2 separate regions of the Mus musculus genome follow, and region 2 is linked to region 1. The links are chromatin loops, found by intact Hi-C in ENCODE. Cell type or tissue: gastrocnemius. All regions are shown on one strand.

Region 1 (5,000 bases):
GAGAAATTTTTAAATAGATGAACAATCTTGAAAATATAAAGAAAGCTGGAAGAATGACACTTTCCAATTTCAAGACTTCTTTCAAAACCCAGTGATCAGGGGCCAGAGAGATGGCTCAGCAGTAAAGAGCACTGACTGCTCTTCCAGAGGTCCTGAGTTCAATTCTCAGCAACCACATGATGGCTCACAGCCATCTGTAATGGGATCTGGTGCCCTCTTCTGGTGTGTCTGAAGACAGCTATAATTGTACTCATATACATAAAAAAAAAATCTTTAAAAAACAAAACAGTAATCAAGCTGCATGCTGTGGTGTGTGCCCGTAAGCCCAGCACTTGAAAGGCTGATGCCCGGAGACTTCAAGATTGAGATGAGACTGGACTTCATAGTGAGCCCTCATCTTAAATAAAATAAAATAAACACTACAGAAATCAAAACCTGGATTATGGCCAGGTATACAAATTGATAAAAATAGGATTGGGATTTCAGAGATACACTGATAGTCTTACAATTATTTCTTACCAGAAATACTGAACTAACTCTATAAGAAAGACTAGGCTTTCTAAAAACTGTGCTGAAGGGCTGGGGCGGTAGCTCATGTGTGTCCACTTTTGCCACGTCGACTCAGCATTGTTCTGAGCACATGCAAGCTCCTAAGCTTGACCCCAGCACTGCCAGAATGGAGAAAGAAACCAAATGGGGCCAACAAACAGGCTGACATTGGCATGCAAATATTCAAAGTTGTTGCTTTTATCTCACCACACAAAAAGGAACTCAAAATCTGTCCAAGAGCTAAAACTGGCAGACTCCTAGAAAAAAAAAACAACAACAGTTTAAGTCACTATAATTTTTAATCAGGGAATGGGCTATTTAAGTATGATACCAGAATCACATGAAGAAAAAATAAACTATATACCAAACTTAAAATGTCTATTCTGCAGAGAAATGAAGGTTGGAGGGAGACTTGATTGGGATGTCCAGGGTGAGTGGCAGGAAGGAGTTGGGGTAGACCTAATCAAGGTGCATTGTATCTTGTATGAAACTGATAAAAAGAATAAATTTAAAATAACCAGTGGTCTAGTGCGAAGACTCGGCAGGTAGAGATATCTTTACTGCCATCAGGTTTGCTGCCAGACCTGGTGGATGACCTCCGTTCACTCCTAGAGTCCACATTAAGTAAACAAACTTCCCTAAGTTGTCCTCTGACCTCTAACATAATGCGGACTATAGAATTTTCGCGTACACACACATACACAACACATGAATAAACATTTTAAACACTATGTTCCAGAAACTGCCATCAAGAAAAGAACATTCAGAATAGGGAAAAAAAAAGTCTCAAATTATGTGTACGATAAGGAACTTGTACTTCCGTATATAAGACTTATAAGTCATCAATAACCAACTCTTTTTTTAATAACCAACTTTTACGTGTGGCTATTGCATTCTGGTCTTTTGCAGTGGGGTGGGAGGTGATCTGGCCTTGTGACCCAGGCTCATTATCTTTCCGCTTTTGTTTATGGCAGGCCCTTTCAACCATGGCACAGTCTGATGGCTGTCCCAGGTGAACCTAGCTCTGGTTTTTGTTCTGTGACCCTCCCCCTTGTGTTCATGATTCTTTGGGCAGCAACATAGACCCCTACCTTTATTACTTTTCTATTGCTGTGGCAAAGCACCTTGATCAAGGCAACTTATAAAGCAAAAAGTGTTCACTTTGGCTTACAGTTTCAGAGGGTGAGAGTCCACAATGGCAGAGCAAAGGGACAGCTGCAGAGTTTGTTGGTTGATCCATAAGCAGGGGGCAGAGACAGCACTGGAAATGGTTCCAGCCTTTTGAAACCTCAAAGCCCTCCACCAGTCTCACACTTCCTCCAGCAAGGTCACACCCCTAATCCCTTTCCAAACAGTTCCACCAACTAGGGATCAAGTAGTCAAAAATATGAGCCCTGATTTAAGATATAGGCATGTTTTTGCCATGGTTTTCTCATTATATTATCTCAGCAATGCAGTTTACTTTCCAAACTGGATGACTAGGCCTCCTTTAGGGCGAAACTGTAGGTACAGTATAGTATAGTATACTGTGTTGACTTCACACAAAGTAGTATAAGACAGGAGGTGGGAACTATGTGCAGGTATTCAGAAAATGATAGCCCCAGGTGTGGTGTGTTGACAGGGTGAGCCTTCCAACTCTGGTCGCTAACCTGTGCCTTCTTACCCCTGGTCTGTCTAGTCATCTTCCATTCTCTTTGTTTAACAAAGTACAAGTTAAGGATTTCTCAGTTCACTTAGTATATTTCTTCCAAAGTAGATGTAATCTTAATTTACACTTACTAATAACCCCCTCCCAGTATTGAATAACTAGGAAAGGCGAGCCACTGACCGAGAGAGAGTCTAGAGTCGAGCATCATCACCTTACTCAGGCACCTGTTAAGGGCATCTGAAAAAATCAACTGATTCTCTGCAAAAGACAAGTTTTTTTTGTTCCTCAGTTACTGTGGCTCAAGGCTACCTCCTCCCAGGGCTGAGAGGAGCCCTGCTCATCCACTTCTTCAGTCTTGCCCTGCAGCCACATACCTCTCTCTCATCCCCTGGGAAGGCAACGTTTAAGTTCTAACCATATAGCCTTAATTTTATTTATTTATTTTTCTGGTTTTGTTTGTAAGTATTTTTAATTAATTTTTTTAGTTGGGACCCAGAGTGATGGGTTTCATTATGACCTTTCATGCACTTGGTTCTTTCTCTACCCACTGCTGCCCTCTCCTGGCCGCTTTCTGCTTGCTGTTTGCTTGGATTCCCCAAGGCAGCCCCCTCCCTTCTGCCCGTATGGAACCGTATTTTATTACGGTTCCAGTTCCCTCTTCGAAGCCTCGCTTTAGACCTCTGCCTTCCTTTTCTGATGACTCACTTTCCCAGTAACATCGCAGGCTGGAAACTATGTTAATGCCCAGCCATTGACAAGACATTTATGATGTGAACTGCCTGAGTGTAGTGGCTCATGGGAGACTAAAGCAGAGGCCAGCCGGGACTACACAGTGACGTTCTGTCTCGTTTAACTTTGTTTCCCTAAAAAATACAAATGATAATACACACTAGATGATTTTGGGTACTTTTTTCCCCTGTCAACTGTCTATTATCAGTTCATTTCAGCAAGAATAAGGGACATTTCTCCTGCTTCTTCATTAGCTTGTAGCCTTAGTTTCTATGTGGATCCTGTCTGGGGACTATTGGTCAAAGTAAATAATCCAGTATAACCATGAACCATTGCATCCTGTTCTTGGATGGTCATGTCCTCTGAATATCTTCGGTATTAATAACAGCACAATAGGAATGACCTAGTGGAAGCCCATTTTTCCCCATTCAGGTTGGATGCTGATGTTGTAAAGGGAAAAGAGATGAACACACTGATACCTACACATTTCCTGTATTTGAAGAAATAGTGCCAGATCTTTTAAGTTTTGAATGTTAGTGAGAAGTAACCATTCTGTATTCCTTCTTCCATACTTCAGTTGCTGTTAGCATTTCTGAATTTATTTATTTGTTTATTTATTTATTTATTTATTTTGTGTCTATGTGTGTTATTTGTTTTTTTTTTTTAAGTAAAGAAGAAATTTTTTGGTCAATAATAAAATTTCCTCTTCTCATATATTTTATATCTATATGATAATTAAAACTATTCCATGATATGAGTTACGATGTTACAATCTACATATTGGTTATACATGAAAATGTATAAAAACCCAATTGTGCTGAAAAAAAAAACTTCAATAAATATCTAATGGGAAAGTTCGTTTTTCTCTTTGTAAAAAGTGAATGCTGGGCAGGATGTACATGGTGCTCAGTGTTAAAGCATACACAGGGCCCTGGATTTGATTCCCAGTGCTAAAATACAAATAAAAACATTAAAAAAAAAACAATGAAAATAAAATACACCTATTAAAAAAGTATGAATCTTCTAGATAAAGTATCTTCAACTAGTAAAAACAAGTTTGACTTAAACTATAATGATTTCTTTTCCTTAATTGAAGGTCCATTTTAGCTTCTTACCTTCTGAAGGAAAAGCTCAACATCTTGGGCAAGTTGGGCTGTCTGCTAAGCTGCGCAGGTTCTGTCGTGCTGATCATCCATTCCCCGAAGTCTGAGAGTGTGACCACGCAGGCCGAGTTGGAGGAGAAGCTGACCAATCCAGGTAACTCGTTCTTAGCAGAGCGGGTGGCTCGGTGTGTTTCCTGGGGAAGCCAGACAGCTCATACTACCACTCTGTCGTGATGATTTCCGGCAGGGCAGGGGTACAATGTCTACTCCGATTTAGACCATGATTGGCTGTCCATTTTATGTGTGTACATCAGCTGGCTGTGAGGACATGCCAAACCCAATTTTCAGAGGTACTCTTAAGTTTGGTTTGATTACGTGGAGACCTCATATTTCATGAAGCTAGTTAAGACCTTTTTTCCCTTTGGTATTTTATGTCTGTTGTCTTAGTTACTTTTCTGTTGCTGCAACAAAACACCATGGACATGATAGCTTATGAAACAAAACATTTACTTGGCCTCATGGTTTCAGAGCTTGTGGTTAAGAGTCTGTGATGATGGAGCAAAGGAATGTTGACCAGAACGGCTGAGAGCTCACGGGCTTGATCCTCCACAGGCAGGAGGCTCAGAGACAGCAATGGGGCTCGCATAACTTATTTGAAACCTCAAAGCGTGCCAGCAAGTGACACAGCTCCTCCAATGAGGCCACTCTTTTCTTTTAACCCTTCTCAGATAATTCTACCAACTGGTGATCAAGTATTAAAATATACAAACCTGTGGGGGGAGGTCATTTTCATTCAAACCATCATCTCTGCGAACATTTCACATTTTAATATTTCCTTATTCTCATAAAGTTTGTATTTTCTGAGTATGAGAATAAAGACAAAGGCGTTAAAAAGTTGACAACTCTGCTGTGAACTAGGCAAGGGTGCCCCGAAAGGTTCATGCGATTTCCAGAGGAGCAGATCTATAAGT
Region 2 (5,000 bases), 120 kb before region 1:
ATGAATGGAGAAAACTGTTAGAGGCCAACTGATTTCCAATAGAGTTGTGCAAACAGTGAACTGTGTTATTTTGCCACTTATCTCAGAAGCCTGGGGATTAAACACCCGATGAACACAGAAGACTGCCTCTGACTAAAGTAGTAACACGCTGTAAATAAAACTCATGGGCAAAAACTGGAAAGCCCTATTTCCAAACCCCCTCAGCAAAGAAGCAGAGAGAGGAAAATGAATTAGTGTAGAGATCCACTAAACTAGTCCATGAAACAAAATGCAGGCCAAATCCTGATCTGTGAATAAACTAAAGGAGACCACAAAAGGACTACTCCCTTAACAATTAATAAGCTAGCCCCTTAAGAAGAGTGCGCTTCACTCTGAACTAAATAAAATACCAAAGGGTCCAATGGGCATCCATGTACTAACCTTGCTGGCTCACTGACCTCACCTTTCTCGATTTCTTGTCAGCTCGTATGTACTTCACCAGCACCCACTTAGGACAGTATGGAGACAATCTACAATCCCACTAGGCCAAACATTATGGGGAAAAAAGGAGAGTTTTTCCTTTATAAATTCCATGGTTTTAATGGTTCTTTCTCCAAACATGCCATTCCTTACAAGAATGCCTGAGACTATGTGAGGATCTCTCAGAGGGGACCCACCCTCTATGCTATAGTGAGGACCCTCACTCACAACTACTCCTGGACTTCCCTTTCCTCCTCAATCTTCAAAGCAGATTACACAGTTCTGTAACCAAGCACATATACCTCACCACCAAAAACAAGGTCACAGCAGACTAAGTCGGGAGAAATCAAGCCGACTTCCAGCTCCAACACCACAGCACACTAAGTCTCAAAGTAAATGAATTAAAAGTTAAATTTGATGAGAATAATTTTAGGACATTTATTAAAATAAATAAGCCATTTTCCATTATTTACAGCTATCAAGATATTTCTAACGACACTCCATTCACTGGATATAAGGTAAGAAAAGAAATCTGAAAACTTCTAAAAAATAGATCCACAAGGGTTTAATTTTACTCCTGCAATCACCTTGCAAACCTTCCAAGAGTTTGGGATAACGGACATGTTCTTCTGTTCCATGACCAAGCCTCTGATTGTCACCTTTCCCCCATGAATAAACTTGGCCATCTTTTGTCAAGGCAATAGAAAACTGACTTCCACAGCGCACTTTGATGACATCTAAGTCTTGAAGTTTTTCAATCAGCTTTGGGGTTTTGCAGCCATCACTTCCACCTCTGCCCAACTTCCCATAGTCGCCATCTCCCCAAGACCACACTTGGCCTAGAAAACACAAATTAAAAAAACATTTAAGTAAAAATCATTGCACATCATGGTGGAAGCTTTAAATGACTGAAAATAATATAACCCATAAAACACATAAAACAATCTTACCTATATATAGTTAATGCAACACAGATTATTGACTAAATGTAATCTAACGTATATTTCAGATTGATACATTAGCAAATGTAAACAAGAGCTAGAGAGATGGTACAGTGGCTGACAATACTTGATGCTCTTAAGGGGACTCTGGTTCCCACTCAGCACTCAGAGCCATCCTAAATTCCAGTTCCAGGGAATTGGCACTCTCTTCTGCCCTCCTTGGGTAACAAACACACACACACACACACACACACAATTTCTCTCTCTCTCTCTGTCTCTCTTCTCATTCATACTTAAAGGCAAACATACATACTCATAAAATAAAAATAAATAAATATTATTTTAAAAATAAAAGCTGGTGTTTCATTTTTTTAGATTAAATGGGAAACAAAGGTCTGACTCTTACTTTTTGGGACCGATGCTGCTGCTTCAACTAAATCCTAAACACAGAACAAAATCACACTGCTCACAAGACATGAGCACTGAGGTGTGTGGCAATGCTGTCTCTGACTGACCACCCTCCAGTCTGCCTGCACTGTGCACTGTGGTGTCCCCACAACAAGCAGGGCTTCCCAATGGCACATATCAGTGCAATGTAATTTAACTAAATATGACATAAAAGGGTACAATACAATACAAACGTGGTCTTTAAAACTGACCTGAATCATTTGCAAAACCTCAATAAATCGGGGGAAAAAACTGGTCAGTAACATAGTAGAAAAAGCCATAAGAGGAAGTCCAGAAGGGGAAAAAAAAAAAGAAAACAATAAAACTTTCAGTTTGCTTGTAAATAACTCAGTTCTCATTCTGCTTTCAACTATCCAAACCAAAGAATAATGCACTTTTTCTGAAAAATAAAATAATCCTTTTCTTTAGTCTTTGTGTGTGATACAGGCTGTAATAATGACCCAACTATGCCATACTACTAAACCAGCCAGAAACAACACATAAGCAAGCCAATTTGGAAGCATTCCAACACAATGCTAGCTATCAGGCCAGGCTAATCCGTCATCTGAACTGAAAAGTATAAAGGATACACTATTAGCTAATCAATGAGGGAAAAAACCTCAGTGCATTTTCTATGTCCTGCCTAAAATCCTACCGCTTACACTTAAGCCAATGTTTCCAGTGAGCCCATCACCCAGAGCAGACGGGACAGGCAGGCAGGTGCTTCCACTGCACCAGTCACTGCACAACACAATCATGCAGCAGAAACGTTTCTCTCAAAGAGCTGCGCCAAAAAAGCACAAGTGTGAGGTGAGCAATATTTATAGCCTTAGTCCTAGTCCTAAACATCTTATCACTATAAAAGTTTCCTCAGAAATTTTACAAAGAATACCAAGGATAAAACCCAAGCACAGCTTGCATAACACAGCCAGGAACTGTGGCTCCTACACAGTTGTCCCAGCACTCAGAAAGCTGAGGAAGGTAGGAGCCCCAGAGATCAAGGCCCACTGGACAGAACAGCAAGGTTCTCTCACAAGACAAAACAAACCCATCTTAGTTAAGGGTTTTGTGAAATATGGCTCATTCAGTAGTGGACATTTATAAATAATGAAGGGTCCTTTAGATGACTATTCTCTGTAGAATTCAAAAAGCAGCAGAAGCACAGAGCTTCTGAGCATGTCTATGTATAAACAGTAGGCTCTAGGTACATATGGATTACTGAAAAGATTTTATCTCGCACCGAAGACATTCTCCATAGTCACTTCTCTACCTGCCATTCAACCTCTGTCATGGTTTGTATATGCTTGGGCCAGGGTGTGGCCTTATTGGAGTAGGTGAAGTCATTGCTTTAATGCCCTTGTCCTAGTAGCCTTCAGATGAAGATGTAGAACTCTCAGCTCCTCCTGCACCATGCCTGCCTGGATGCTGCCATGCTCCCACCTTGATGATAATGGACTGAACTTGTGAACCTGTAAGCCAGCTCCAATTGAATGTTGTCTACGAGTTGTCTTGGCCATAGTATCTGTTCACAGAAGTAAAACCCTAAGACAACCTCTTTAAGAAAAAACAGACTAAGAAATTCCCCAGTTGATGCAACGACTGACACGGTACAGAAATGAGACCACCAAAATATAGACAGACAAATTCATTGTAAAAATGGATGCATTTCTGGCCATCAAATCTGAACCACTACATTATATCTCTCTCCCTCTCCACATATGTGTATATGTATATACATATATGTATGTGTACATACATACATAAACATACGTACATATATGGGCTATGCATGGTAACAAACGCTTGTGATCCCAGCTCTATGGAGACTAAGTCAAGAGGAAAATGAGTTCAGAGACATTCAGGACTACTTAGCAAAATACTGTCTCACTAATAAACACAAAAATATACAACTATGGCCAAACAGAAATAAATTCCAATGATAGAGTACTTAGATCCTGGAATCAAAATTCACAATACTAAAACAAAATTTTATATATATATATATATATATTCCAAACTCACTAATAAAACATAAAGAGAAAACCAGAGATTTAATAAGATACATTAGATTGTAAAGCATACAAAGACTATGAAAGATTGGCTGTAATGAGGCTAAATGTTGGGTGATAATACTGACAATTCAGAATGTCAGTTATATTATTTAGCTGTAATTTTTAGTGAAAATTAAATACCCACTAGGAAAGGTGGTAGCCCCTAGGCACCCACCTGCTTTCCAGAACCAAATCCTGAGAAATTCTTGGGCCTCTTTGCTGAAGCCACTGAGCTCCTACTGTGGTAGTTTGAATAAGAAATGTCCCTCATAACCTTGGGCACCTGAACACTAGGTTTTCAGCTGTTGTCTTGGGGAGGCGTAAGTGGTAGGTTGTATAGACTGCTGCTGGAAGCACATCACTGCAAGCAGGCTTGGAGAGTAAAAAGCTTCACCTCTGTCCAGTTTGCTCTCTTTGTTTTGTGCTTGCATTCAAGATGTAATCTTTCTGCTCCAGCTGTCTTGCCTCCCAGCCATGATGGACTTTAATCCTCTGGAAACATAACTCAAAATAACTCTTCCTCCGTCAAGTTACCTTGGCTTTGTGCTTTATCAACGCAACCAGAAAGCAAACAATGCACTCCCCAACCAGGGAGGGCAGCCTAAGGAAGTTCACACAACTCCAAAACTCATTCATCCAGGCTACATTCCTAAGAAACTGCCCAGGGCAGCATAAGCTCTACATACCGTTCTCAGTCACGGCCAGGGTTTGAGCATCTCCACTCCCACAGGCAACATCAATGACCTTTAGACCTTTGAGTCCAGCTACCAGCATTGGAATGGCCTCATCTTCACTAGAGCCTTGAAACAGAAACAACTGTCATTCTCAATGCCTCTCAAAAGAAGCAAGCTCCTCCTACCTCGTGATTGTACTCAGGTACAGCAGACATACCATGGCCCAAGCGGCCGTAGTTCCCACGGCCCCAAGTGTACAGCTCCCCCTCGGCAGTGATGGCCGCACTGTACGTGCTCCCACATGCTATGTGCACCACGTGCTTCCCAGCCTGCTTTCCTGAGAAAGCCGAGATCACCTTGGGCTCCTCCAGAGGCCTGCAGGAAGGAAGACAACAAACAACATGGTAGACATTTCATAAGAGATACAA

The links. Peaks named below come from ENCODE experiments on the same cell type or tissue, not always from the same donor. Only the 100,000 strongest peaks of a DNase experiment are listed, where the experiment ranks them.
Region 2: a loop joins it to region 1, with 3 times the contacts of the local background. A loop is called at or near these places in 6 of 42 quality-filtered maps.

The regions. Positions count from the first base shown.
Region 1 is chr7:55,984,587-55,989,586 of GRCm38, reverse strand. It overlaps Nipa1 (non imprinted in Prader-Willi/Angelman syndrome 1 homolog (human)), which reads left to right. Exons shown (of 5, transcript NM_153578.3): 4 at 4,023-4,183. Among named protein-coding and RNA genes, the nearest start is that of A230056P14Rik, 25 kb to the right of the region's middle. In gastrocnemius, a CTCF peak has its summit at 2,757 (motif pointing left); a DNase peak (open chromatin) is centred at 2,756; H3K4me3 peaks cover 387 bases; H3K27ac peaks cover 390 bases.
Region 2 is chr7:56,100,026-56,105,025 of GRCm38, reverse strand. It overlaps Herc2 (HECT and RLD domain containing E3 ubiquitin protein ligase 2), which reads right to left. Exons shown (of 93, transcript NM_010418.2): 13 at 4,790-4,947; 14 at 4,585-4,698; 15 at 1,047-1,298. Among named protein-coding and RNA genes, the nearest start is that of Herc2, 52 kb to the right of the region's middle. In gastrocnemius, no CTCF peak of the experiment used is centred here; no DNase peak of the experiment used is centred here.